4 separate regions of the Homo sapiens genome follow, and regions 1, 3 and 4 are each linked to region 2. A link is a contact called in ENCODE Hi-C or POLR2A ChIA-PET data. All regions are on one chromosome and are shown on one strand. The core of a region is the stretch at or near the end of the contact, and the rest is flanking DNA. Distances in the headings are between cores, read along the strand shown. Region 1 holds the start of EEF2KMT (eukaryotic elongation factor 2 lysine methyltransferase). Region 2 holds the start of GLIS2 (GLIS family zinc finger 2). Region 3 overlaps GLYR1 (glyoxylate reductase 1 homolog). Region 4 holds the start of CLUAP1 (clusterin associated protein 1).

Evidence for each region. Hi-C counts contacts between places; a loop is a spot of excess contacts on that map. ChIA-PET counts read pairs that join two places held with the same protein, here RNA polymerase II (POLR2A). Pooled maps may share reads with other maps.
Region 1: a pooled map shows a loop between it and region 2 (4-fold over the local background). The contact joins the promoter of EEF2KMT here to the promoter of GLIS2 in region 2. A Hi-C loop is called at or near these places in 5 of 37 single-sample maps with no recorded cell type and 9 of 50 pooled maps. POLR2A ChIA-PET finds 5 or more read pairs at or near these places in 2 of 52 experiments (A673 and activated CD4-positive, alpha-beta T cell).
Region 3: a loop to region 2 is called in a map of sciatic nerve, with 16 times the contacts of the local background. The contact joins the enhancer-like site here to the promoter of GLIS2 in region 2. A Hi-C loop is called at or near these places in 1 of 168 maps with a recorded cell type or tissue (sciatic nerve). POLR2A ChIA-PET finds 5 or more read pairs at or near these places in 1 of 52 experiments (activated CD4-positive, alpha-beta T cell).
Region 4: a pooled map shows a loop between it and region 2 (4-fold over the local background). The contact joins the promoter of CLUAP1 here to the promoter of GLIS2 in region 2. A Hi-C loop is called at or near these places in 5 of 50 pooled maps.

The regions. Positions count from the first base shown.
Region 1 is chr16:5,094,949-5,102,025 of GRCh38, reverse strand. It overlaps EEF2KMT (eukaryotic elongation factor 2 lysine methyltransferase), which reads left to right and starts at 4,231. Exons shown (of 8, transcript NM_201400.4): 1 at 4,231-4,382; 2 at 6,512-6,574. The coding sequence starts at 4,287. RefSeq lists silencers at 3,241-3,780, 4,091-4,220, 4,391-4,550 and enhancers at 3,987-4,612, 6,101-6,653.
Region 2 is chr16:4,312,588-4,319,921 of GRCh38, reverse strand. It overlaps GLIS2 (GLIS family zinc finger 2), which reads right to left and starts at 3,855. Exons shown (of 7, transcript NM_032575.3): 1 at 3,668-3,855. RefSeq lists enhancers at 1,293-1,942, 1,943-2,593, 4,715-5,227, 5,228-5,740 and silencers at 5,020-5,314, 7,277-7,334.
Region 3 is chr16:4,825,243-4,831,979 of GRCh38, reverse strand. It overlaps GLYR1 (glyoxylate reductase 1 homolog), which reads left to right. Exons shown (of 16, transcript NM_032569.4): 5 at 1. Among named protein-coding and RNA genes, the nearest start is that of GLYR1, 19 kb to the left of the region's middle. Within about 2 kb of position 2,864, at least 6 of the 41 ENCODE cell types and tissues checked have a DNase peak (open chromatin) inside an H3K27ac peak, as active enhancers do.
Region 4 is chr16:3,495,363-3,502,701 of GRCh38, reverse strand. CLUAP1 (clusterin associated protein 1) reads right to left here and starts at 1,698. Exons shown (of 12, transcript NM_015041.3): 1 at 1,613-1,698. The coding sequence starts at 1,634. It overlaps C16orf90 (chromosome 16 open reading frame 90), which reads left to right and starts at 7,213. Exons shown (of 3, transcript NM_001080524.2): 1 at 7,213-7,326. The coding sequence starts at 7,281. It also overlaps the pseudogene RPL18P12. RefSeq lists enhancers at 1-438, 439-956, 1,464-1,843, 1,964-2,013.

The sequences.
Region 1 (7,077 bases), core at 2,982-5,481, 780 kb before region 2:
AGGCATGAGCCACCATGCCCGGCCCTCATTCTCTTCTTTTATCAGGACGCCGGTCATTGCATCTGCCTCCTCACCAGCAGCCCCCAATCCAGTACGATTCATCATTACTTGATTACATCTAGAAAGACCCTATTTCCAAATAAGGTCACATTCCTGGGTACGGAGGATTAAGATTTCCAATTTTTTCCCTGACTCAATTTTTTTTGAGTCAGGGCCTCACCCTGTCACCCAGGCTGGAGTACAGTTATGTGATTATAGCTCACTACAGCCTCAAACTCCTGGGCTCAAGGGATCCCTTGACCTCAGCCTTCCAAGTGGCTGAGACTACAGGCGCACACCATCATGCCCAACTAATTTTTTTGGTTTTTTGTGGTTTTTTTGTACAGGTTAGGTCTCACTCTGCTCACTCTGTTGACCAGGCTGGTCTCCTGACCTCAAGTGATCCTCTTGCCTTGGCCTCCCAAAGCACTGAGATTACAGGCGTTATCCCGTGCCTGGCCCTCTTTCTACACCTCAGTCATTGCATCATTAGCCTGAGCTGCGCATATTCCTTATTCTACCCATCCCTGACCAACCTCCTCCTTTAACATAACTTCCACCTCGATATCATGGGGCCTGCTGGGCACTGCAAACAGCCTAAGGAAAGTGGAAACTTTACTTAACCTTCAATTCTATTGCAAAGTCCACATTGAACGTAATTTATATTTGAACTATAAAATTTTCTGTAAGTTGAAACATGACCTATAAAGGTCTCTACACCCTGAAGCAACGTTTTAGAAAGAAATCAATTGGTCCTTTTCTGCAGAAACCATTAACCATAGGAGAGATAAAGGAAAAACTTCAATGGACTGATTGAACTTCCATGCCCATAGCTTAACTTCTAAAAGGCAACCATTCCATACTGTTAAACTGCCTTAGGTTGTTATTACTGTTATTAAAGAGACCCTCAAAGCCGGAAGTTGAATCTCGACTGTAGTTCTTGCACGTACACGCAAACTCTTGCAACTGAAACCAGCTTGTCCTGATGCTGCTCCCCGTAGCAACACCGCCTGGAATTTCACGTTTGTTTTTAAGCATCAGTCCTAATCTTCACTTGCACCCGAACACACCGCACCTGTGACAGCCACGTGACATTAAAAAAATCCCTTCAGTGAGGCCGGGCATGGTGGCTCACGCCTGTAATCCCAGCCCTTTGGGAGGCCAAGGCAGATGGATCATGAGGTCAAGAGATTGAGACCATCCTGACCAACATGGTGAAACCCCGTCTCTACTAAAAATACAAAAATTAGCCGGGCATGGGGACGCGTGCCTGTAGTCCCAGCTACTCCGGAGGCTAAGGCAGGAGAATCGCTTGAGCCCGGGAGGCAGAATTTGCAGAAGCCGAGATCGTGCCGCTGCACTCCAGCCTGGCGACAGAGGGAGACTCTAGACTCTCTGAAACAAAAAAAATCCCTTCAGTGCCTTGATCCTTCCAGATTCAGATCCAAGAGAGATGACATTTGTCCCTCATCTGAACCCGCACACCAAGATAAAGATTTCTTCTGGCCAGGCGCGGTGGTTCACGCCTGTAATCCCAGCACTTTGGGAGACAGAGGCGGGCGGATCACCTGCGGTCAGGAATTTGAGACCAGCCTGGCCAACGTGTTAAAACCCTGTCTCCACTAAAAATACAAAAATGGCCCGGCATGGTGGCTCACGCCTGTAATCCCAGCTACTCGGGAGGCTGAAGCAGGAGAATCGGTTGAACCCGGGAGGTAGAGGTTGCAGTGAGCCGAGATTGCGCCATTGCACTCCAGCCTGGGCAACAAGAGAACGAAACTCCGTCTCAAAAAAAAAAAAAAGAAAAAAAGATTTCTTCTGTGCTCATGGCTCAGCTCTGTGGTCTGCTAGGGTCCTTCCTCAATCTGCTTGCAATCTATGGAATCAGGAAAGACTGAACCAACCTAGATTTATTAATATTTTAGTATAACATAATACAGTGTTACTTATTACAGCATTGACCGTATATGCCCTTTTGCTCCTTGGAGGAAAGGCAATTAATAGCTATTATGTGAGTTAATAAAATAAGCCCAGGATTTATGAGTGTAACTAACTTGTTACCATTGGTTTTCCTTGTCTCCTGCAGGCAGAGAGCTGATCAAAACAGCAAAAGCAAAGCAGTGCCCCTGGCCCAGTTCTGAAGCCAACCTTCCTTAAGCACCCAGACCCATCCCTGGTTAGGACTTGCTGTGGATTATCAGGTGACTCTATCTCAGGATACAGGGACTGAGAGGGTGTATGCAATATCTCAGACCCAGAAACTGTTGATTCTGTCTAAAAACACAGCAATAACCACATCCCACCCTCTTGATTTAAATGAAAGTGTTTGGGGGAATAAAAGATGAACCTTTTTTTTTTTCTTTGTCAGATCTTGAGCTCATTTGGTTCTGGTGGGGAACAACAGCTATGCGAGAACAAGTGTATTCTATTAGAATTAATTCCCCTCTTATTCTCATAGCTGAGCAGGGCTCAAGAGCCTCTCATCTGAAAGAGGTAATAAGATTTAATCTGTCTCCTCATCTACCTTCTGCAAGTATACTTTACAAATTAGCTCTCGGGACTCTTCCAAATGGAGTTTTATGAGGGATTTGCTAAGGTAAACGTTTTAGACTTTGAACACAGTTCAGATTTCAGGGGCAGTACTGAAATCTGAACTGTGTTGCTAACTGCCCTGCCTTTCAACTCAAGACACAATAACTTTGAACTAAATTAATTATATTTTTGTTGTTTTCCACTCTGTCCCCACGTCTATATCACCACCACCCCCAATCCCACCCCGCAGGAGCTAACTCCTCCTTCCTGTCCCTGCAAGATCAAAACTCCTCCTGCAAGCCCCGCTAGCTCTGTCTGCTCGCCTTCGTGGCAGATATCGCTATTGTACTTTTATACTCATTTGTGTGATAAATACTTCAATGTCCACTTCTTCCACGAGCCCCTGAGCCCCTGGAGGGCCTGGACCACACCTAGTTTTTCTCACCGTTACATCTCCCTTGTCAGGTACCTGGTAGGCGCTTAATAAGTATTTGGTGAACGAATGGCTTGTTTGGTGACAGTCCAAAGGCTGGGGGACAGAGGGAAAGCTCCCTCCTTTCGGACCCCAGACGGGTGGCGCTGATGGAGAGGAGGCTTGGATAAGGCCTCCAGGACCGAAGCGCGCACCCGTAGGGCCCCTGCCAAAAAGACCTTCCTGAAGGCGGAGGAACTGCGAGAGTGCCTACGTTGGCCCAAGGCCTGACCCGACGATCCCAGGGACCCTCGCCCTAACCGGCCCCGCCTCCCGGTCCCCAAACCCGGACTCGGCCCCGCCCTAAGCTCCGGATCCTGGGGCCCGCCCCTGGCCCCGCGTCGGCAGACCGTGGCCTCGCTGCTGGGCCTGCCTCAAACCCTCCACAGGTAACGCCTCCCGAACTTGAGCCACATTCCGATCCCCTCCTCAAACCCCTCCCCGTTTCCCACGCCCTGGACCCCTCGCTCCGTCTCGGCCCCGCCCCAAGCCCAGCTAGGTCTCGGCCCCTGAGCCCAGCCCCGACCGGCCTCCCAGTCCCTGGGTCCCTCCCGACACCGGCCCCTCCCTAAGCTCCGCCTCCCAGGGCCCGCCTCCTGAGCGCAGCCCGCAGCCCGGACTCGGCCCCGCCTCCCGGACCCTGGGCCCCTCCCCACGTCGGCCCGTCCTAAGCTCCGCCTCCCAGAGTCCGAGCACCGCCTGGCCATGTGCTACGACATAGTCAACGCCCCGCCCCGGCCCCGCCTCCTGAGCTCTTCTCTGGGTCTGGCCTTAGCGCCGCCCTAAGACCTGTCTCCTGGGCTCTGCTCCGAGTCTCGCCTCCTGAACCCAATGGCGTTTATCCCTGCCCTAATGCCCGCCTCCAGGACTCTTATCCTGCCCCCACGCAAGGCCCCGCCTCCAGGACGCCACCAACCTGGACGCTTCTGAAGCCCAGCTTCCAGGATCGCCCTATCCTGGCCCCGCCCCAGGACCCGCCAACCTGGACTCTACCCAGGACCTGCCCCCTACCCAGGACCTGCCCCAACGACGCTTATCCTGGCCCCACCCCAGGCCCCGCCCTCATAACAATCATCCTGGCCCCGCCCTAGAGTCCGCCCCCACGACGTTCCTCCTGACCCCCGGGGGACCCCCGGGCCCCGCCCCCTCTCTGCCCCCGCTCACTGCCCTGGGCCCGCCCCCTCTTCAGTCCAGGCCGGGCTTCCGCCCGGTCTGCCGGCAACGCTGCGGCCCCGCCCACGTCATGGCGCCCGAGGAGAACGCGGGGACCGAACTCTTGCTGCAGAGTTTCGAGCGCCGCTTCCTGGCGGCACGCACACTGCGCTCCTTCCCCTGGCAGGTGGGCGGCGGGGCGAGCGGAGAGGCCCGCGGGGCTCGCGGGAGTCCAGGGGCAGACGGGACGGGTCTCCGTGCTGAAGCCCCTGGCGCTCCCGCCACGTGAGTTCCTGGGCTCCCGCCGGTCAGGGCCGCGCGACCCGGTCCCCGTCCCTGGGGCCTGGCCAGAGTCGCTCGCACCCCTCCTGCCCCGCGAGCTGGCGGGGGAAGCTGGGGGCGTCTCCACAGCCTTGGGGGGCAGACGCGCGCTCGGTGTGGGGTACAGTTCACGATCATTTTCACGACTTTTTAAAGGCAGTAATCGTTCTGGTCACTGGGACACAGCTGCCCTCGCCCATTCTAAAAAGTCAGCGCCGTCAGGACCGCAGGTAACCACGTCCTCCTGAGCGCGGTGACCGGGTCACAGGCTGTCCCTCGTGCCTCAGTATTCTCATCTGTATGTTGAGCACTGCACAGAATCGGCTCATGCTCTGAGGCTGTCACGCCTGTGATGGAAGAGACAGAGAAGGGGGTGGCCTCTCCTCGCCCTGGGGACCTGCCATTCTCAGCACAGGCCCATGGCAGGCAGCAGCCTCCCTTCTGCCAGCAGAGGGGCTTAATGCACCCGGCCTCATTTGTAATTCATGTGCGGTGAGCTCACTGGGATGAGTGAGTTTGGATATATATTCCTCCCTGGGTCTGCCCCATTTTATGGGGTGTTGCTTAATCATTTGCGTTATTCCATTGACATAAAATATTTGCACTCAGAGATCATTTCTGGTCAAGAGAAATTCGTGCATTTTTAACCCAAAATAGAAACCTTCATAAAAGCATCATAGGTCTCCATTCAGTATTGACTGTAATTGTTCACATGCCCACGCTGAATGCTAACTTGGGCTCACCCTCAACACCCACGAGGTGGGTACTATTATTACCACTCACATTTGACCAGAGGGATTGTTTGATTAGGGTGCAGTAGTTGAGAGTTCAGACCCAGGAGACAGCCTGTCTGCTTCGAATCCTGGCCCAGCCCCTGGCCCTGTGTGACCTTGGGCAAGTGACTGCATCTCTCTGTGCTGTTTTCTTATTAATAAAATGGGGGATATAATGATACCTACCTCTTAGGGTTGTTGTCAGGGTTGAGTACAAAAGCCTGTGGATCAGTGCCTGGCTCATGGTAAATACATGTTGGTGTTAGCTAGTGTTTTTATTCAGTCTCAAAATGTTTAATAAATGCCTTCTGTGAGCCAGGCACCATGGATCAGCAGTACCCATGACAGATGAGGCTCTGCTTGCATGGGAGAGCCAGAGAATAAACAAATAAATAAACAAGAAAAGACCAGATGACAGTGGCTTTAAAGCCAATAAAACAGGGAAATAGTGAATGCGGGAACTGGGAAGAAGAGTCACCAAAGTCAGGGAATCAGGGAAGCCTTCCCCAAAGAGGTGGCATTTGAACTGGGGCCTGAGTGGTGAAGCAGCCAGCCATGGGAAGGGCTTGGGGAACAGGATATGCAAAGGCCCTGTGGTGGAAACAAGCCAGCTGTGGTTGAGGAACAACACCAAGGCAGCCAGTGTGGCTGGAGTGGAGTGAGCAGGGTGGGCCAGGGGTGAGGGAGAACAGGCCAGAGAGAGGGATTAGGACCAGGTCTTGTAGGGCCTTTTATGGCATGGAGGGAGCTCTGAAGCAATGAAGTGCCTTGCCCTGTGTCACATACCAGCCGAGACAGTCTGCCTAACTCGGGAGCCAAGGCTCGCTGCTGGGCTTGAGGCCCCTGTAAGAGGATAATGTAACTCAGGCTGGTATGGGCACATTCTGCATCTCCACTTAGATGGCAAGCCCATCAAACCTTGGTGCCATGGCTGCCCTGGTAATTCCTGGCTGAGCAGTGCAACCAGGGAGCTGGCCCATGACCCGGGTGGCCGCTAAGTAGCCAGGACTAATGTGGCCAAAAGTCAGCCTTCTTCCTGTGACTCATCCAGGTGCACCCTGCGACATCTGAATGTCAGGCTTTCAGCCGCTGTGGCTTCCACTTCCAACTGGCTCCACGTCCCCAGGGAGGGATCACACAGCGCTTTGCCAACACATTCTATTGCGTGTTTAATGTTCCTGTGAATGCGCCCTTGAGATTTCTCTCTTTCCCCTCCACACAGAGCTTAGAAGCAAAGTTAAGAGACTCATCAGATTCTGAGCTGCTGCGGGATATTTTGCACAAGGTAAGAATCCCAGAGTCCCTGGGACTCATGACCCTGCCTCCTGAATCTCTCCAGAAGACCTGAGAGAAGAACTGCAGGTGTGCTTGTACCCTTTAAAAACACCCCTGTTCAAAAAACAAAACCATTGAGTCAGCACTGCAGGTGGGTGTCAGCACCTCTGACAGCTCCAGCGCTTTCGTTTTCTATTTAAGACTTAGACAAAGACTTCAGAATATACAAAAACCTGCAATGAGAGGGGGGAATCTAGGGAATGTTTTTTAAACCATCCACAGCAAAAACAGAGATGACAGGTGCAAAACAGCTTCTAGCATTTGGTTGATGTTCAGAGACTTTCTTTTTTGCTTTCATGAGGCCTGTCCTGCCCACTCCTGTCTCCTCTAGACCTAAATGGGCCCTTGCTTTGCCCAGGGTGGGGTTTGGACTCAAGTGCATCTGCCTGCAGGTGAGAGGCAGGATCACCACCCGGCCCAGCCACAGCCTGACCTTGGCCTTGAGGGCCAAGT
Region 2 (7,334 bases), core at 2,606-5,105:
CTGGCCACCAGCTAACCAGAATCCTCCAGCCCATCTGGGGGAGTGGGGGAGTGGAAGGCGAGTACCCGGCCTCCGTGCCTGCCCAGCCTCACCCAGGGGCTAAGCCGGAGCCAGGAGAGAAACCTGGGTCTCCTCCAGGCTGTGCCCTGCAGACCCTGCCACCATCATCACCATGATCCCTCTCCAGTCCCTGGGATCAAAGCAGTGCCCCCACGCTGGCCCCCCAGCAGAGTACTAGAGGTGCTTGTTGGAAGCGCGGAGTCCCCGCCCCCAGCCACGCCTGACTTAGAATTCACCAGGGTGGGGCGGAGGCGGCCACCTCAGAAACCACTGAGAGGCAGATGTGGCCCGGGAGACTCGCTAGGGCTGTGGTCCCCACACCCAGGGCTGGCAGCAGGCTGGGGCAGGGCGCAAGTTCCCAGAGACGTGAACCCCCAGATACACATCAGGGCCTCAACCCATCTCTGTGGACCCTTTCATAGCCCCTGGGAAGGGAGGCAACTTAGGCAGAGGGTGGAGAGCATCTTTCAGCTGGTCCCACAGATCCCCTAGCCAGCAGGGAGAGGGTCTCTTACTGCTCAATACACAGCCCCGCCAAGCTGGGGATGCCCCCTACCCCTGAGAAGGGCATTTATCTGGGTGAGGGGAAGACCACCCAGGACCTTCCGGGGTTCCCCTGTGGTCTCAGTCACCTGCTGTGAAATAAAGTAACAATTATAGCCATGAGGAGAGGAAGGGATTCAGGGGACACTTTTCTCTGCAGCCACCCCCGCCCCAATTCCACCCAGCACAGGGCCTCTCCCATGGAATCAATTTCCTCCTTAGGTGCCAGAGACCCCTGGGCCTCCCCTTAGAGGCAGGAACCTTCGGAGGCAGCCTCTGGGGCTGGGGGTCAGGCCAGGCGACCCACAAAAGTGCCTCCCCAGGAGCCCCCCCAAGATGCCCCACAAGAGCTCCACATCTGGTCCCCCAGTCACAGCTGTCGCCACCCTCCCTCATCCAGAGATTGCCCCAAACCCTGGCCGGCACTGGCCCTCACCCCCTGGTCCAAGTGGGGAATTCAGATTCCAGGCGAGTGGAGCGGGTGGCTAGAAATACACATGGGAAATTGTTGCCGGGAAAACACATTCTTCCTCCTATATGGCTGCCCAGACCCTGAGAGGATTAGGTGGTGAGAGGACACTCCCACCGCCCGGGGCCAAGGCCAGGCCGGGAAGGAGGGTGGAGGGGAGAGTGGGGGCCTTGGAAATGGGGTCCAGGCCTCCCTCCAGGCCCCAAGAAGGGGCCCTGGGAGACCTTTGTTTTCCCTCCGGCCTGTTCACTCTCAGCCCTCTACTTGTCCTCCCTGCAAGGGGAGTTCAGGCGGGGGAAGAAATCGCTGTGGCTACCCAGTTGCAGCTGGGTTTCTCAGAAACAAAAGCTTTGGGGGGACGCGGTTCACACGATTGTTTGCAATGAGGTTTTGGGATGTCTGTGGCATCCAGTTATTCATCCGGGCTCCACCCTCGGATAATTGAGAGTTGGCTTTTGCTGGATTTACACCCTCTTTCCTCCCCCTGACCCCCCTCCACCCAGGCTTCTCATGGACTCTGGGAGCTCACCTGGTCTGACCCCTTGGTTTCATAGACAAGGCCGGGAGAGGGGAGGAGTCTGACCCAAGGACCACTGGAAGTTGGTGGTGGAGCCAAGACTTGAACCCAGGGCAGGAGACTCCCAGGCCAGGGGCTTTCCCCGGTCACCCTCCAAGCTGTGACTGGGCTCCAGCCAATCCCCAGAAGCCACTGACCCCAAAAGCAGCGGTGCCTGGAAGTGGGGTGACTCACTGTCTGGCTTCCCAGGGCACCCCCTCCCCATTGGTGAGGGAGGGACTGGCAGGTGTCCCTGTGTAGAGAGCCAGGAGCAAGGAGAGAACTCCCCAGGGGGCCTGGGCCAGGGTCACTCAGGGGCCGAAGAGCCCCAGCTGGAGGGATTTAACACCAAAGGTCAAAGGTCACAGACAGGGAAGGGCGGGCAGGCACAGGGGGTCAGCGCTAATGGCAGCTCCGGAAAGGAGGGGGAGGAGGAAAGGCTAAGAAAAACAGGGTTGCTTCCAAGGGGTCCGCACACCCCCCAAAACACCATCCCAAGTCCCTGGCACTGTCTCCTGCTTGGCTGGCTGCAGACAGGGCCAAGTTGAGCTGGAGGTGGGCAGTGAAATGGGCCAGGCTGGAGCTTGGCAAAGGGTGTCCTGGGAGGGGCCTCCCAGGTGCAGCCCCTCCCCCTGTGCAGGCCAGGCCAGCTAGGAGGCCCAGCCTGGGCTCTGGGGAGAAGGAGAAGCAGAGGGGGAGGTCCGAGGTCACCCGGGATGGGTGTGTGGGCTGGGCCTGGACAGCTGTGGCACTGTGGCACCAGAATGGGGCTTGGGGAGGGGTGACCCAAGGGGCCAGTTTCCCCTCCCCTGAGCCCGGGGGCTGGAAGGCCCTCCGAAGCGCAGTGTCTCTGGGCTTCCTCCCCAGCCGCAGGCTGGCCCCACCTTCCCTCCAGGATGCCAGGACACGCAGGATGGCGGCCTACTACCCAGGGTGCCAGCCTCCAAGAACCATGGCCCAGGCCCTTTCCATGGCCCAGACCAAGCCCAGGCCTTGGCCAGGTCCCCAGCCGGCCTGGCTGCCCCCTCAGTGTCAAGCGTTCCCTCCAGAGCCAAGATCCTGGGCTGTGATGGCTGGGGGCCCAGGGCCCCTCCCAGCATCCCTTCCAGCTTCCCAGGCCCCAGGGCAGGGCTGGGCAACTCCTTGAAACCATTGCTTCCCGGCCACCCTCTGGCCAGGCTGGGCGGGCCCTCCTGGACAGGCAGACAGGCTGCACGCTGCCCTGCTGTGGCCCGAGTACCCTGCTGGGCAGGGCAGCATGCCAAGGCCTCCAGGTGCCAGCCTGGATTCCAGCCCCATCCCAGGGGGCCAGCGGGGAAGCTGTGCGTGCTTCTCCTCCCTCGGGATGCACCTGCCTCGCCCCCTCCTCCACCCGCTCCAGACCCGCCCTCCGGCGAGTATGGACCCCTTGCCATCTCCTCCCTGCCAGGCCGGTCGCCTGCGTCCACCCGGACCGCAGGGGAGTAACAAGTGCCTGACTTGTCCCAAACTCCCAGTCCTGACCCCCCAGGGACGCCCCTTCCCGAGGTCCAAGGAAGGACCCGGGCTTGCGAGGGGCAGCAGGAGGGAGACTCTCCCGGCCAAGGGAGGAGGCACCTTCCAAAGCCCTTCCTAGCAGCAGCCCCGGCGCGGCCGAGAGGAGGGGCGGCTGCCCCGGACAACTTCATGCCCAGGCTCCGGGTACCCCCCTCTCACCTCGCCGCACGCCCCCCACCGCGGCCGCCCAACTTCCCAGCTGAAGTTTGCGCCCGCCCCGGGCCCGGGCGCTGCTCGGCCCGGCCTCCAGACGGAGGGAAGGAAGGAGGGAGAAGAAAGACCGAGAGCTCGAGGGACCCGGCCGGGGAGCCGGCGAGGGAGGGAGCGCGCGAGCCAGCGAGCGAGCGAACGCGGGGGCCTCGGCGAGGGCTCACAATGGCCCGGGGCGCGGACGCGAGCGGGGGAGGAGACCCTCGGGCCCCGCAGCCCCGGCGCGACAGGCGGGCCCCCCCCCCCCCGCCCCGGCCCGGTCCCCACGGCGCGACGCCCGGGGGGCTTCCTACCTCAGCGGCGGGGGCGGTCGGGATCCGGGCTGCGGGCTCCGGCGGTCGGGGGGCGCGGGGAGCCGAGCGGGGGAGGGGCCGGGACGGGCGGGGGCCGGGGCGCGAGGCCTCACGGGGCGCGGGCTCCCCTGGCACGGCCGCCCGGCGCCCGGCCGCTCCGCCACATCTGCAGCTCGGGCAGGGAAGGTGGCCGCGGCGGCCGGGCCGTGCGGGGATGTCTTAGAGGGAGGGCGGGCGGGCGGGAGGAGGGAGGAGGGAGGCGGCGGGAGGAGGGCCCGCCGGCCGCGGAGGAGGGCGAGGAGGAGGGGCGCGGGGGGCGGCCTCCACCCCTCCCCTCGCTCGCTCGCTCCCTCCCTCCCAGCAAAACCCCTCTCACCGCTGCGGCCCCAGGCCCGGGGCGCCAGCTGCCAGGCGGGGCGTGCGCGTCGGGGGAGGGGGCGGCGGGAGCCGGCGCTGGGCCGAGGGAGGGGGAAGGGAGGGCGGCGCGGCCGCGGGGAGCGGGCACCGGGAGGGAGGGGTGAGGGAGGGAAGTGGGGCGCCGAGCCGCGCGCGTCCTCCTCGGCCCCATCCTCACGCCACCCCCCCCCCGCGGCCCCGCCCCCGGCCCGAGGGCAGCGCTAGGACACGGCCGGGAGGTGGCCTGGGGGGGCGGGGGAGCCCGAGACGTCCCGCCCTCGGGGAAGCCCGAGGAGGGGGCCGGGCGCGCGGGCCCAGAGGAAAAGCCCCGCAGACCGGGAAGATGGAGGAGGTCGCGGCGGCGGAGCGGGCGGGGACCCCTCGCCTCCTCCCGCGGGGTCACCTTGGCCAGGCCCCCCTGCGGCCCCGGGCGGCGGGGAAGGCGGCAGGAATGCCTCTCTGCGGGCCCTGATTTCTCCGCCCAGCCCAGTTCCAGGAACGCGCAGGCAGCGCCCGGCGGGCAGAGGTCCCGGATCCCGATGCCGGGCGGCGCAAACCAGTTTTCGGGGCCCGGCGCAACCCCTCACGCTGGTGAGACGGCGGGCGACTCCCTGCCGTGCCCTCGGTCTCAGTTTCCCTCACGGTAGAATAACGACGAGGCCCGATGCCGAGCAATCCGAGCTTCCGCTTGGTTCCTAGCTTGGTCCCAGCATTTGGGACCACCTGCGTCCACTAGCCCGAGCGCCGCGGGAGGTCTAGATCCCTCCTGGACATCAGCACCCTGCGCGGCGCCCGCGGCCAGGGCAGCGAGTGCAGTGAGCGGATACACGCGAGGGAGAAGCCCCGCACCCGGCCCAGCTGTTTTCTGCCTCGTGTTGAACCACAGACTCGCGTTCTTGAGTGTGTTTTGTTTGGGCTAATCCCGTGCCCCCCGCCCTGTTATCTTCTTGCTGCTCTGCTGTATGCTGGCAAATTGTAGTTCAAAAAAACAGCCCTCCTGCTGTTGGACACCCCCTCTTCCCAGCGCAGTTGGCCTTGAGGAGCCTAGGAGACGAAAAAGGCATCCCAGAATCAGCATCCCCTAGAGGTGAGGCATCTGACGCTGGTTTTAAGTCCGTCTTCATTCGTGCATTTGATGCTGCGGTCCCCGCCAGAGCCCGAAGCACGTGGCTCTTGATCACAAGGCATCCATGGCAGGCACAAGGCTTGGCACATAGTAGGTGCTCCTGGGCTGGTGCCCAGATGGACACATAGCAGGTGCTCATGGGTTATGTGGACACACAATCGATGCTCATTGCATTTTAAGAGAATGCACACATAGTAGGTGCTCATGGGCTGGTGCCCAGATGGACACATAGCAGGTGCTCATGGGTTATGTGGACACACAATCGATGCTCATTGCATTTTAAGAGAATGCACACATAGTAGGTGCTCAGGACGTTGTGGGTGAATGCACACATAGTAGGTGTGGACTCGTAATGGATGCTCATGTTTTGGTCTAATGAACACATATTAGGTGCTCATGACCTGTTGTGGAAATGGGCACATAGTAGGTGCGCAGGAGCTGTAGGTTGATACCTGGAAGGGATGTAGGAAGGCCGTTTGCCTGGAGCAAAGGCTCGGAAGTTGGCGATTTGGAGGTGACCTCCCCCAGCCTCCACCCTCACCTCACCCCGGTCTCCTGAGTGTGGATAATGTGGAGTGTGGCCGGGTTAAACATTAGCCGGGAGATGGGCCCCGGGGGAAGGCCAGTTTCGGGACCTAGCGCTTCCAGGAGGGGGCTATTAAGGGCCGACTCTCTGGGTCCGGCGACCTGTGCGGGCGTCCGGAAGGGCCGAGGCCGAGGCCCGCAGAGCGCCCCCTCACGGCGGCGGGAATCGCTGCGCTTCAGCCCGGAGCCCTGCCCTGCAGCCGACCGCATCCGACCTCAGGCAGGCAGAACTGCAGCCCTGGGGTCGAGGTGTGTAGAAAAAAGGTACAGGAGACGCTAGTTTAAATCTGTTAGCAAAAATGTTTATCGGTCGGGCGCGGTGGCTCATACCTGTAAGCCCAGCACTTTGGGAGGCCGAAGTGGGAGGATCCCTGGAGGCCAGGAGTTGGAGACCAGCCTGGGCAACATAGCAAGACCCCCACCTCCCACCTAGTCTCTATTATATTTTTTAAAAATTGGCTGGGCGTGGTGGCTCACGCCCGTAATCCCAACGTTTTGGGAGACTGAGGCAGGCAGATCACTTGAGGTCAGGAGTTTGAAACCAGCCTGGCCAACATGGTGAAACCCCATCCCTGCTAAAAATACAAAAATTAGCCGGGCATGGTGGTGCGTGCTTGTAATCCCAACTACTCAGGAGGCTTAGGCAGGAGAATCGCTTGAGCCTGGAAGGCATAGGTTGCAGTGAGCTGAGATCATGCCATTGCACTCCAGCCTGGGTGACAAAGCAGGACTCCATCTCAAAAAAAAAAAAAAGAAACTTCCAGTTCTTGGCAAGACCAGTCTTTCTTTTTTTATTTTTCTTTGAATTTTTTTAGAGACAGGGTCTCCTTCTCTTGTCCAGGTTGGACTGCAATGGCTCTATCCTACCTCACTGTAGCCTCCCTCCAACTGCAGGGTTCAAGCAAGCCTCCCACCTCAGCCTCCCAACGTGCTGGGATTACAGGTGTGAGCCACTTCCAGACCAGTTCTTTTTCTCTACCAGACATTTTATTTTTTTACTTTTATTTTTATTTGTATAAATAGAGACAGGGCGGGCACAGTGGCTCACGCCTGTAATCCCAACACTCTTATGAGGCCAAGGTGGGAGGATCACTTGAGCCCAAGAGTTTGAGACCAGCCTGGGCAATATAATGACACCCCAGACCTTTTTTTTTTTTTTTTTTTTTGAGACAGAGTTTTGCTCTTGTCTCCCAGGCTGGAGTCCAATGGTGCGAGATCTCGGCTCACTACAACCTCTGCCTCCTGGGTTCAAGTGATTCTCCTGCCTCAGCCTCCCAAGTAGCTGGGATTACAGGCGCTCGCCACCATGCCGGCTAATTTTTTGTATTTTTGCTAGAGATGAGATTTCACCATGTTGCTCAGGCTGGTCTTGAACTCTTGACCTCAGGTGATCCACCCGCTCCGGCCTCCCAAGAGACCACATCTCTTTACAAAAAATAAAAAGTTAGCTGGGCCTGGTGGCACACATCTGTAATCCCAGCTACTTGGGAGGCTGTGGTGGAAGGATCACCGGAGCCCTGGAGATCAAGGCTGCAGTGAGCTATATGATCATGCCACCGC
Region 3 (6,737 bases), core at 1,615-4,114, 510 kb before region 2:
GGTTTGTTTTCTCTCTGCAGCTTCCGGGATTAGTGATGTCCTTTTAGTACAAGGTAGAGTTAAGCTCTACAGTATGCTTATGTAGTATGCTTATCTATACTCTGCTCATGGAGTGGGAGCAGAATTCTGTGCTCAAGAATCCTGCAGGGCAGGTGCGGTGGCTCATGCTTTATCCCAGCAACTCAGGAGGCTGAGTCAGGAAGATGGCTTGAGCCTTGGAGCTCAAAGTTGCATTGAGCCGATTGCACCACTGCATTCTAGCCTGGGTGATGGAGTGAGACCCCGAATCTTATTTAAAAAATTAAAAAATAAAGAATCCCATAGACCAGGTGAGAGACACGGCCTGGATGCAGGTGTAAAGTAGGAGCGCGAGGCAGGAGAGCAGTCCACTTGAGCCGGTGCACAAGGGCTGGCCCTGGGAGGGGCTTAGCAAGAAAGAAGGGTAGGCATTCCAAAGATGGAGGGCACAGCCCGTGTGAGGCTCGGTGCTGGTGGAGATACTCTCGAACAGGGAGAGGATAGTGAGGAAAGCCGAGAAAAAGGAAGCTTGTCCCTGGATCGTGGAGGGCCTGAAGGTCTACTGAAGCAGCGTGGTACTAAAGCGTCTTGGAGTCAGTGGGGGCCCGGGAAGGTGACTGAGCCAGTGGCAGTGTGTGCCTCCCGTGTGTGCACCAGTAGTCACCGAGTGCAGAGGGGAAAGTCTCAGAGCCAATTAGGAGGTAAGTCTAGGCGTGCATTCATAAGGGGGTAATTGCAAATGTTGCAAGCAAAGAGGTGAGAGGCACTTCAGAGGAAGAGTTCTTAAGATTCCATAATTGGTTATATAGAGGATGAATGAGAAAAAGGAAAAGAGGATTTCCATCTTCATTCCTGGGAAAGTGGTCATCACTTTCTTAAAAGTAGAGGACTGGGGATGTAGAGGTGGCTTGTGGAGAAAGAGTACCAGTTCTGTTTGGAATGTCAAGAACTTGAGGCAAGGCCTAGACAGCCTGGGAGCTTGGTGTGACCTCAGGACTAGAAATGTAGATTTGGGAGGTGAATTTGTAAAAGGGTAGTTGAGTCCGGGCAGTGGAATGGGTTTGTTTCAGGAAGAGAGGGAGAAGAGGGAAGCGCGGAGGCCTGCATTGCCACAAGAATGCCGTGCTTGGGGCAGGAAGGAGCAGGAGGAGCTAGCAAGATGAGATAAAGCAGTGAGAGTGCCTCTCTCGCCTTCTTGCTGACAAGATTTGGGGCCGGTCTTACAAGGCCACAGAGAAGAATTTCAAAGTGAAGGGGACTGTGTCAGGAACGCGGTAGGATTGTCAACAGCAGGATAAAGAGAACAGAAGCCAGATGGCTGGCAGCAACAGTTGGGTGACGAGGCCATGATGGAACATTAGACCTTGGATCAAGGCTCAAAAATTCAGACACCAGCGAGCCCAGGCAGGTAATGGAAGCAACTGTAGCTGACTGGACCTAAGAAGCAGTGGCACGGGTGCCAGGCACCCCAGCTGACCTGCCTTGGTGCTCAGAGCAGCAGGGCTGGCCATGGTCAGGGAGTCTGGGGAGGTCATGCTCTGTCCACAGGGTTCTAGCCAGCTTCTGCCAAATTGTCTGTTTTTTCTCAAGAGAAGCTGGGAAGGCCAGTTGTGGTGTCTCATACCTGCAATCATAGCACTTTGGGAGGCTGAGGCAGGAAGATCACATGAGCCCAGGAGTTCAAGACCAGGCTGAGAAGCATAGTAAGAGCCTTTCCCTTAAAAAAAAAAAAAAAAAAAAGACAAAGTTGGCCAGGTGCAGTGGCTTATGCCTGTAATCCCAGCATTTTCGGAGGCTGAGGTGAGCAGATTGCTTGAGCTTAGGAGTTGAAGACTAGCTCTACAAAAACTAAAAAATTGGCCAGGCATGGTAGCTCACACCTGTAATCCTAGCACTTTGGGAGGCCAGTGCAGGAGGATCCCCTGAGCCCAGGAGTTCTAGACCAGCCTGGGCAACATAGGGAAACCCCATCTCTATTAAAATTTTTTTTGCTGGGTGCAGTGGCTCACACCTGTAATCCCAGCACTTTGGGAGGCCGAGGCAGGTGGTTCACCTCAGGTCGGGAGTTCGAGACCAGCCTGACCAACATGGAGAAACCCCGTCTCTACTAAAAATACAAAAATTACCCGAGTGTGGTGGCACGCTCCTGTAATTCCAACTACTCGGGAGGATGAGGCAGGAGAATCACGTGAACCCAGGAGGCAGAGGTTGCAGTGAGCCGAGATTGCGCCACTGCACTCCAGCCTGGGCGACAGAGTGAGACTCCGTCTCAAAGAAAAAAAAAAATTTAATATAAATGAATTAAAAATTAGCTGGGGTTGGTGGTGTGTGCCTGTAGTCCCCCCTACTCAGAAAGCTGAGATGAGAAGATCACTTGAACCCAGGAGGTGGAGGTTACAGTGAGCCAAGATTATGCCACTGCACTTTAGTCTGGGTGACACAGCGAGACCCTGTCTCAAAAAAAACAACAAAAAAAGAAACAAAAAGTACTAGTTGGGCATAGTGGTACACACCTGTAGTCCCACCTACTTGGGAAGCTGGGGTGGGAGGATCACTTGAGCCCAGGAGGTCAAGGCTGTAGTGACCTACAATTCCACCACTGCACTCCAGCCTGGGCAACAGTGTGAGACCCTATCTCCAAAAAAAGAGAGAAGCTGGAAATACAGGTTTTTATGTGAAATATCCCAATTTTAAATGTGCTTAGTTCAAAAATATGTCTTGGGGCCATAGAAACATCTCTGTGGGCTGCCAGTGTGAGGCCTCTGGTGAGAGACAGCCCTTCTCACTGTTAGATGACCTCAGGCTGAGGGAGTGGTGAGAGCAAGGGTGGCAGTGCTGTCCCTGCATACCGTCAGCCCAAGGTTTGGAAAAGCTGCCAGCTGCAGTGCAGAGAGAACTTTATAGGGAACATGATCTAAATTGACCCACAAAAAATGTAATGTGACTTCTGAGTTTATTTCCTGGAATCCAAAAGGAATCTGGGCTGTCAGATTTTATGCTATTTCCCAAATTGATATTGTCTGGTATGTGAAGCCATGCATCTCACCGGTGCCTGTGCCACCCTGGAAAGAAATACCTTCTCGTTGGATAAAGGGAAGTACAAAGGAGAGGTTATGACGAGGGCCTGGAGTTTGAATCACGTATATAGGACCTTAGCAAAGCACCTTTGCCCCAGTTTCCTTGTCTCATCGTTAGGAATTACAACAGTACGTGCCTCCTAGGTTCACTGTGTTAGTTAAATGAGTGACATGGACACAGCACTTAGAACAGTGCCTGTGTACAAGGCATTTGATCAGTTCTTTAGGTTTGTTTCGCAGACACTGGCCGTTTGTACAGTGAGAACCCCAGAGGCCACTGCCCAGGCTTACAGGAACTCGTCTCACGAGCTCCCAATAAACTGCAGACAGCCCTTGGGTCTGAATTATTAATCTGGGGAGTAGTGTAGCATACGTTGGAGATACTGCAGGTTCGATTCCAGATCATTGCAGGTCACACAAACGTCTTGGTTTCCCATTGCATGTTAAAGTTAGGTTTATACTGTAGTCTATTAAGTGGTACAATAGCAATATGTCTTTTTAAAATGTACATACCTTTGCCGGGCGCGGTGGCTCACGCCTGTAATCCCAGCGCTTTGGGAGGCCGAGGCGGGCGGATCATGAGGTCAGGAGATGGAGACCATCCTGGCTAACACGGTGAAACCCCGTCTCTACTAAAAATACGAAAAATTAGCCGGGCATGGTGGTGGGCGCCTATAGTCCCAGCTACTCAGGAGGCTGAGGTAGGAGAATGGCGTGAACCCGGGAGGCGGAGCTTGAAGTGAGCCGAGATCACGCCACTGCACCCCAGCCTGGGTGACAGAGCGAGACTCCATCTCAAAAAAATATATATATATACATGCCTTAAGTTAAAAATACTTCATTGCTTAAAAAAAAAAATGCTGACAGAGACACAAAGTGAACACATGCTGTTGGGAAAATGTCCCCCATAGATTTGATTGATACTGGGTTGCCACAAACCTTCAATTCGTTTTTTGGTTTTTTGGTTTTTTGGTTTGTTTTTTTTGAGACGGAGTCTCGTGCTGTCGCCCAGGCTGCGGTGCAGTGGCGCAATCTCGGCTCACTGCAAGCTCCGCCTCCTGGGTTAATGCCATTCTCCTGCCTCAGCCTCTGGAGCAGCTGGGACTACAGGTGCCCGCCACCACGCCCGGCTAATTTTTTGTGTTTTTAGTAGAGACGGGGTTTCATCATGTTAGCCAGGATGGTGTCGATCTCCTGACCTCATGATCCACCTGCCTCGGCCTCCCAAAGTGCTGGGATGACAGGCGTGAGCCACCGTGCCTGGCCCGTTTTTTTTGTTTGTTTGTTTGTTTGTTTTTTTAAGTGCAACACCTACAAAGCACAATAAAACAACGCATAATAAAACGAGGTGTGTCTGTGGTCCAGGAGCTCTAGCTGCTATTGACCCTTCGAGGTGTCCTTCCTGCCTGTTCTTTGTGCTTCACCTGGCCCATAGTGAAAGGACGTATGAGCAGGAGAGGACAGAGCTGGCATGTGGTACAGGACAGATAGCCGTTTCAGTTCAGCACCTTCAGACAGGTAGGGAATCGGTGCCTGGGCTTTGGAATTTTGGTGTGTTTTAAATGCGATACATCCCGTAGTCTCAGAGGAGGGTGTTTGTGTGTGTGTTGCTATAGTAATTGTCATTTGGCTGGCGAGCTCCTCTCAGAAACACTGAGCAGTCACATAGGCTGATAACTGGGCAAAGCCCAGCTGAGTGCCATTCCGGGACATAATCTCCTGCCCCGTGAGGATTAATGGAAAAAGCTGACCTTGATGGCGGAGGCAGGCAGGGAAAGGCTGGGTTTGCGTCTGGACCTGCATGTAAGAGCTGCACCCCAGCAGCGCCCACCTACCCTCTTTCTGGGGATGAACTCTGGGCACAGCCCACCCAGATCAAAGTAGCGCTGTTAGTTCTGTGACTCTCCCAAAATCCCATACTCACACGAGGAGCAGAAGTTTAGGAGTTGGGGCCCTTCCTTAGTGCCAAACTGAGAGTTACAAGCTGCCTCCTCCTTGTTTCCATTGGGTCATTGTGGCCTTAGGTGAGTCCTAGGGCTGCACCACCCAAGACAGCTGTGCTGCCCCAGCCACAATTGGCCATTTAAATTGAAATTAAATGCACATTAAAATGCAGCTTCTCCATCACCCTATTGTGTGAGATGCTCCACAGTGACGCTTGACTGGCGCCTGCTCTATCACACAGTGCAGATGGAGTACACGCCCATCATTGCAGAATATTCTTTTGGGCAGCTCTGGGCTGGGCCTTTTCTTTTCCCCCAAAAACCTCTGCATTCAACAAATGTTTATTGAGTAATTCTCCTATAGGCCAAATGCCTGGAGAGAAAGCAGCATAAAAGTCAGACGAGGCTCCTTCAGTAAGAATTGAACCTGGACTGTATGGCAGCATGGGTTGTAGAGTAGGCCAGACTGGCAGAGTTCTTGCTTTTCTAGGATGTGCTTCTAATATGACAGACCCTGGAGCCAAATTCTGTCAGTCTGCTAGGCACAGTGGCTCACTCCCATAATCCCAGCACTTTGGAAGGCCGAGGTAGGAGGACCACTTGAGGCCAGAAGTTAGAGACCAGTCTGGCCAACATAGCAAGACCCTATAAAAACAAAAAATTAGAAATTACAGAAAACAAATAATTGCAAATAAATAATACATCTACAAAAAATAAAAATAAAAAATTAGCTGGGCGTAGTGGCACACACCTGTAGTCCCAGCTACCCAGGAGGCTGAGGTGGGAAGATCACTTGAGCTCAAGTGGTTGAGGCTGCAGTGAGCCATAATTGAGTCACTGCACTCCAGCCTGGGTGACAGCTAGACTATGCCTCCAAATAAATAAATAAGTTGTGTCTACCACACCAGTGACTGACTCGGTGACCTTAAGCAAGGTTACTTAAGCTCTGTGTGCCTTAGTTTTCTATTCTGTAAAAGAAGATTATAATAGGGCTGGGTGCAGTGGCTCACGCCTGTAATCCCAGCACTTTGGGAGGCCGAGGCGGGCGGATCACGAGGTCAGGAGATCGAGACCATCCTGGCTAACATGGTGAAACCCCGTCTCTACTAAAAATACAAAAAATTAGCTGGGCATGGTGGCCGCGCGCCTGTGGTCCCAGCTACTCAGGAGGCTGAGGCAGGAGAATCGCTGGAACCCAGGAGACAGAGGTTGCAGTGAGCCAAGATTGTGCCACTGCACTGCAGCCTGGGCTACAGAGCAAGACTCCGTCTCAAAAAAAAAAAAAGAAGATGATAATAATTCTGTTTCATGAAGGGGCAAGAATTACATGAGAATGTATGTATAAAATAGGACTTATTGTGATGTCTAGCACATAGTAAGCCCTATGAAGGCATTTGTTCTCATTATAATCCACATCAGCATCATGTTCTATGGGCAAACATAAAAAGAGGTCAGGTGAAGCCACTCTGATAAGGTGACATTTCAGCAGAGTCCCAAAGCGAGCCTGAGCCAAGGAGATAACTGTCAGAAGAACGTTCCAAGTAGCACAAGGGTGCCAGGGCAGGCACATGCTTGGTGTGTTTGGTGCGGGGGGGAAAGCCAGCAGGGTGCTAACGAGCTAGAGAGCAGTGACGGGGGAAGAAATAGGACTTGAGGTTGGAGATTGGCGTGGGATGGGTGGGAGACGGCAGAACTTGCA
Region 4 (7,339 bases), core at 449-2,948, 820 kb after region 2:
GTGTGGCCACCAAAAACCTTCAAACCCCAGAGGGCAGGATTCACACTCTGGTGCTCAGTGGCTGCATGGATAAAAGGTAATGCGTCTTCCTAGATATTTTTACATTGTAGAAAAGAGCAATTCATAACCAAAAGGAGTAATCTCTAATGCTAAAATTTCAGGCACCAACAATTGGACGAGAAAACTGGCTTTAAGAGACCCCTCGGATCACACCAAATTGGCAATCATCATCTACCTTTCCTTTTTTTTTTTTTTTTTTAAAGACAGTCTCACTCTGTCGGCCAGGGTGGAGCGCAGTGGTGCCATCTTGGCTCACTGCAACCTCTGCCTCCCGGAATCAAGCAATTCTCCTGCCTCAGCTTCCCAAGTACCTGGGACTACAGACGCGCGCCACCATGCCCGGCTAATTTTTTGAATTTTTAGCAGCGGCAGGGTTTCGCCATGTTAGCTAGGCTAGTCTAGAACTCCTGAAATTAAGTGATCCGCCTGCCTCGGTCTTCCAAAGGGCTGGGATTACAGGCGTGACCCACTGCGCCCAGCCGTAACCAACACTCTTAGCCTCGTTCTTCCACTTCCCCACCCTCTTAGCAAAGGAATTCGAGCTCCCTTCTCCTTACCAGCCCTGCAGAAAGGATGCAGATGGAGTTCAGGATGTCTGGAGTTCAGGCAACCTGAATTCAAGCCCCAGTGCCACCTCCTACCGCCTGTATCACCTGCCCAAGTTACCTGACCTCTCTGTGCCCGTTTCCTCACTACCAAATACAGGGGGCACAGAGTTGTTCAGATGATTAAAATGAAATGCGCATAACACAGAGCGGGCCCTGGCAGATCGTTAAAACTCAAAAAATGTTAGCCGCAATGATTATCACCCAGCCTCCTCTCCTCGGTTTCGTTGCTGGTTGTTTTTTTTTTGGTTTGTTTTTTGTTTTTTGAGATGTTGTTTCGCTCTTGTTGCCTAGGCTGGAGTGCAATGGCCCGATCTCGGCTCACCGCAACCTCCAAAGCGATTCTCCTGCTTCAGACTCCCGAGTAGCTGGGATTACAGGCGCCCGCCACCACCCCCGGCTAATTTTGTAATTTTAGTAGAGACGGGGTTTCTCCATGTTGGTCAGGCTGGTCTCGAACTCCCGACCTCAGGTGATTCGCCCGCCTCGGCCTCCCAAAGTGTTGGGCTTACGGGCGTGAGCCACCGCGCCCGGCCTGCTGTTCGGTTTTCTAAGCGCTAAGCTAACCCAACTCAAAAAATAGTCTCTAAACTCTCCATGCATTTTCCAATACGGTAGCGAAGAGCGGCATGCAGCTACACAAACAGAAATAAATTACACTTAAAAATTCAGTTATTCATCTGCACTAGCCACATTTCAAGCGTTCTGAGCCACACGCGGCCAGTGGCAGATAGAGAACTTTCCATCCTCGCTAGAAATGGCCGAAGAAGGGCCTGGGACGCTCGGCCGGGTTGCAGCCGCGGGTCAGGCGGTCCCTGAGGCGCAGAGGCCCGAAAGGAGCCTCCGGCAGCGCAAGCCTCAGGGATCGCCTACACAGGGGACCCGGCGGGCGGGAGCCCTGAATCTCTGGAAGACCCGCAGGTCACAGGGGCGCGGGGCTGCCTTACTGCGGAGGTCGCGGAAAGACATAACGCTCAGGTCCCCAGGAGCCCAGGGTCGCAACTGCTCGCCCCTCAGCGATCACAGGCCCAGCGCTCGACGATCTCTATGGCAACCAATGGACCCTTGGACGGCGCACGGTCAGGGACAAACAAAAAGCGAAGCGAAGACGCGGCGGCACGTGCATACGCACGGGGAGAGCGGGCCGGCAGAGAGCGCTCCTGAGACGCCGAGGGCAGAGGGCGTGGCGATACCGGCGTCTATGAGGGCTGCAAGCTTCCCAGCTTCTGGGCGTCTGTTTACACGCTTTGCGGACGTTTCGCGCTGGGTGACAGGTTCTGAGTACCTACTACGTGCTTGATATTGCGCTAGGCGCTTTCCATATTGCTTATTTCCCCCTCATTTCTATAAAGAATGCACGATGCTTGGCTGGGCGCGGGGGCTCACGCCTACAATCCCAGCACTTTGGGATGCCGAGGCGGGCGGATCACTTGAGGTCAGGAGTTCGAGACCAGCCTGGCCAACATGGCGAAACCCCGTCTCTACCAAAAAATACAAAAATTTGCCAAGCGTGGTGGCGCACACCTGTAATCCCAGCTACTCGGGAGGCTGAGGCAGAAGAATTACTTGAACCCGGCAGGCAGAGGTTGCAGTGAGCCGAGATCGCGCCACTGCCCTTCGGCCTGGCGACAGAGCGAGACTCTGTCTCAAAAAAAAAAAAAAAAAAAAAATGCACTATACTCAGGAAGCCCGCCTTCCCCCGTCCGAGGCACAGCGCGCTCCTCGTCGGAATCTGGTTGCCGAGCGGAGGACGGGATCACTGTGGGCGCCCAGAGGCAGGCCAGGCCTCGGTCTCGCGCACGCGCAGACGGCTCGGGCTGCACAACAGGCCGGAAAGGGGCCCTGAGCCGCTCGCGCCGCGCGGGTCCCGGCAGCCCTAGCCTCTGCATGGGGGCGCGAGGAGACGGCAGGAAGGGGCGGCCTCCACGTGTGAAATGGGGAGATGCCCCGCCAGGCGTGGCACAGCAGCCGGGTTTTGTAAGGTAGCTTGAGCAGGAACAAGGAAACAGCGTAGTGCACAAAGCGATTGGTTGGCATCAGGTTATTTCAGATGCATTTCTTTGGGTTAAAGCAGAGGGGGCTTCCTTATGCCAGCCTAGGTGGACAGGGCCCCTTTTGTTGGTTGCAGTGAATCTTCTGTGTTTTGGCAGACTGGCCTGTCTCTAAGTTCGCATTGATTACGTGGCACCTTGCACTAGCGATTCCATTCTGGTTTGGTCTGGTCCGTTGGTACCTTGTGCAGGAGCTCGCTCCAAAACAATGGCCTCCCATAAATGTTGCTTCACGTGTTATTAAGAAAAACAAAAGATAAGCCACAGTCTAGAAGAAAATATGCACAAAACACATATCTGATAAAGAGACGTGTATCCAGAATGTATCAAGAACTCTCAACACTCAATAATGAGAAACAGTCTAATTAGAGAATGGAGAAAACATTTTAAAAGCTACTTCACAAAAGAAGATATATGGATGGCTAATATGCAAATGAAGAGATGATCAAGGCTATTATTAGAGAAGTGCATATTAAAACCACAATGAGATATCACTATGAAGTTATTAAACTGGCTAAAATATCAGGTAACACGTTAAAAACCTAAAAATTAAATCTAGATAAAATGGCTAAAACAACAAAAAACTCTTGACAATGCCAAGGGCTTGAAAGGATGTTGATCAACTTGAACTTTTTTTTTTGAGATGGACTCTTGCTCTTGTTGCCCAGGCTGGAGTGCAGTGGCACAATCTCGGCTCACTGAAACCTCCGCCTCCAGGGTTCAAGCGATTTTCCTGCCTCAGCCTCCGGAGGAGCTGGGATTACAGACGCGCGCCACCGCGCCCAGCTAATTTTTGTATTTTGGGTAGAGACGGAGTTTCGCCATGTTGGCGTGAGTCACCGCACGCGGCCTGCATTTCCCTGATGATTAAAGATGTTGAACATCTTTTTACGTGTTTGATGACCATTTGTATATTTCCATTGGAAAAATGTCTATTCATTTTCTTTGCCCATTTCAAAATTGGGTTGAACATCCTTTTGTTTTTGAATTGTAAGTGTTCTTTATATATTCTGCCTATGAGACCCTTATCAGATATATGATTTGCCAATATTTTCTTCCATTTCATAGGTTGTCTTTTCACTTTTTTTTGTTGTTGTTGTTTGTTTGTTTGTTTGTTTGTTTTTTGAGATGGAGTCTCGCTCTGTTACCCAGTCTGGAGTGCCAGTGGTGCGATCTCGGCTCACTGCAAGCTCTGCCTCCTGGGTTTACGCCATTCTCCTGCCTCGGCCTCCCAAGTAGCTGGGACTACAGGCGCCCACCACCACACCCGGCTAATTTTTTTGTATTTTTAGTAGAGACGGGCTTTCACCGTGTTTGCCAGGATGGTCTGGATCTCCCGACCTCATGATCCGCCCGCCTATGTTGGCCAGGCTGGTCACAAACTCTTGACCTCAGGTGATCTGACCACCTGAGTGTCCCAAAGTGCTGGGATTACAGGTGTGAGCCACCATGCCCAGCCGTGTTTCTGATTTCTGAAGATTTGCTTTTCCAAGATTGTTGTGGTTATTTGGGCTCCCTTGTAATTTCACATGAATTTTAGGATTAGCTTTTCCATTTCTGCTTGTGATGCTTAATTTTGTGTGTCAACTTGACTGGGATGCCTGATAGCTGGTAAAACATTATTTTTCAGTGTGCTTGTGTAAGCGTTTCCAGAAGAGATTAGCATTTGAATTGCTAGACTGAGTAAAAAAAAAGAAGATTGCCCTCACCAGTGTGGTGGGCATCATCCAATCTGCTGGGTGCCCAATTATGACAAAAATGCAGAGGAGGGGTGAATTCACACTCTCTTCATGGGCTGGGACATCCTTCTTCCCGTGCCCTTGGACATTGGAGCTCCTGGTTCTTGGACTTCTGGACACCAGGACTTACACCAGCCCTCACCCCCACCCCTACCCAGATTCTCATGCTTTTGAACCCAGACTTAATTACAGCACCAGTTTTCCTGGTTCTCCAGCTTGCAGGCAGCATATTGTGCGACTTCTCAGCCCGGATAATCACATAAGCCAATATCCCTAATAAATCTTCTCTTGGCTGGGCACGGCGGCTCACACCTATCACCCCAGCACTTTGGGAGGTGGAGGCAGGAGGATCACTTGAGCCCAGGAGTTCAAGACTAGCTCTGGGCAACATGGTGAGATCTCCATCAGCAAAAATTTAAAAAATTAAAAATTAAAAAATGAAAATAAATTAAAAAATTAGCCAGGCCTGGTGGTGCACACCTGTAGTCCCAGCTACTTGGGAGGCTAAGGTGGGAGGATTGCCTGAGCCTGGTAAGTTGAGGTTGCAGTGAGCCGTGATCATGTCACTGTACTTCAGCCTGGGCAATGGAGCAAGGCCCTATCTCAGAAAAAATTATATAAGGAGATTTATTTATCCTCTAATAAATATTTTCTCTGTAAATATCTATATACATTCTGCTGACTATATTTCTCTGGAGAAGCCTAATACACTACATGAAGGCCATTTTGATTTTGATAAGAATTGTACTGAGCACTTTGGGGAGTGTTGCTATCTTAACAATATTAAGTCTTCAGTCCATGAACATGTGATGCTTTCCAATTTATTTAAGTCTTTAGATTCTCTCAGCAATGTTTTATAGTATTCAGAGTTGTCTTATACCTCCTTGGTTAAATGTATTCCTATTTTATTCTTTTTATTCTTTGCTAGTATCTAGAAATACAATTAATTTTTGTGTGGTGATTTTATGACTTGAGATTTTTCTGAACTTCATTAGCTCTGAAAAAGCTCTACTAGGTTCAGGATTTTTTTTTTTCAAGTATGAATTATTTAATATTTCCTACATACAAGATCAGGTTGCTGGGCGCGGTGGGTCATGCCTGTAATCCCAGCACTTTGGGAGGCCGAGGTGGGCGGATCACCTGACGTCAGGAGTTTGAGACCAGCCTGGCCAACATGGCGAAAGCCTGTCTCTACTAAAAATACAAAGATCCGTTGGGCGTGGTGGTGGGTGCCTGTAATCCCACCTGCTGGGGAGGCCGAGGCAGGAGAAGCTCTTGAACTCGGGAGGCGGAGGTTGCAGTGAACCGAGATCGCGCCACTGCACTCCAGCCTGGGCGCCAAAGTGAGACTCCATCTTAAAAAAAAAAAAAAAGAAAAGAAAAAAAGAAAAATCAGGTCGTCTGTGACAAGAGAAAATTGAATGTTTTAACTTTTTGTTTTTTTGTCAGCATCCAAAATCTTTTTAATAAGAGGGTTCGTTTTTGTAGCCTCGGCTGGCCCGTAGGCCTCTGGCGCGCTCGAACTTCTGGTCCCTGGAGCGGAAATAGCGTTTGGTGTGGCTGTGTGGGGTTCCCAGGGCCTTGCCGAAATGCCGGTACACCTGTCGGCCCTTGCGAAGACCGGAGAGTAGGACGGGGCCGCCGTCCTTGAGGGAGTCCAGGGCCAGCTGATCGAAAGTCAGGATCTTGGCCCCCACCCTGAGGATGCCGCTGTGGGCCGGCTGGTCACGGGCAGCGCACACACCTTAAGTTTGGGCACCTCCTGAACCCTCGCGTCATCCGTTAAGCGTCCCCACAACCACGGCCGTTTTGTTTTCCCAGCCAGGAAGCTTCATCTTCCGGATCATCCGGGAAACGGACAGAGGTGGCCGGTTGGTGCGACTCATAAACAACCTCTTCAGCACAACCTGGTTGAATGTGGAGTTAGTTCGTCTGGACGGTAACCTGTACAGCTTGACCAACAAACAGCCTCAGTTAGATATCCTGGCTCTTGGGCTCTTTGCGCCGAACCTTTAGGTCCTTCTTGTGGCGGACGTCAGCTCCCATGATGGCGCTTCCTGCTTGGCCAGGTCCGGAAAGATGAATGTTTAACTTTTTTTTTTTTTTGAGACGGAGTCTCGCTCTGCAGCCCAGGCTGGAGTGCAGTGGCGCGATCTGGGCTCACTGCAAGCTTCGCCTCCCGGGTTCACGCCATTCTCCTGCCTCAGCCTCCTGAGTAACTGGGACTACAGGCTCCCGCCACGACGCCCGGCTAATTTTTTTGTATTTTTAGTAGAGACGGGGTTTCACCGTGTTAGCCAGGATGGTCTCGATCTCCTGACCTCATGATCCGCCCACCCCGGCCTCCCACAGACCTCAACTGATCAGCCTGCCTCGGCCTCCCACAGTGCTGGGATTACAGGCATGAGCCACCGCCCCCAGCCCCTTTTCAGCATTTTCAAAGTACCGACCTAGGTCTTCCTAGGTCTGTACTCCTGAACCCTCATTTCCCACCCCAGATGAGGAAGCTGGCCCCAAGAGATCACCTGAGAGAAGGACTCTCCAGTTTGCCAGAGCTGTCTGTTTTATGTGGCCTGACCCCAGCCAGAGGGACCAGGGACTTCCCCCAGGGTTCTGGCCCCTTCCCATGCCTTTCTTTCACCCTGCCCTTGCCTTGGGCACTGTCCTCTCCCAAACTAGGGGTCCAGGAAGGCTGGGAGTCTTCCCCGTGATGTCATAAGAACCAGTTGCCAGGGGAGACCTGCCAATGTACCCCCTAGGCAGGGGAGAGCAGGGCCCTGCTGCACCCAAGTCCTGGTTGCTCCTCCCCACCACACTGGCCCTCCATGGAAGCCTTGGTCTGTGCATTTTCTGAGCTGCACATAAGAGAAGGTGCCGGGCTGTG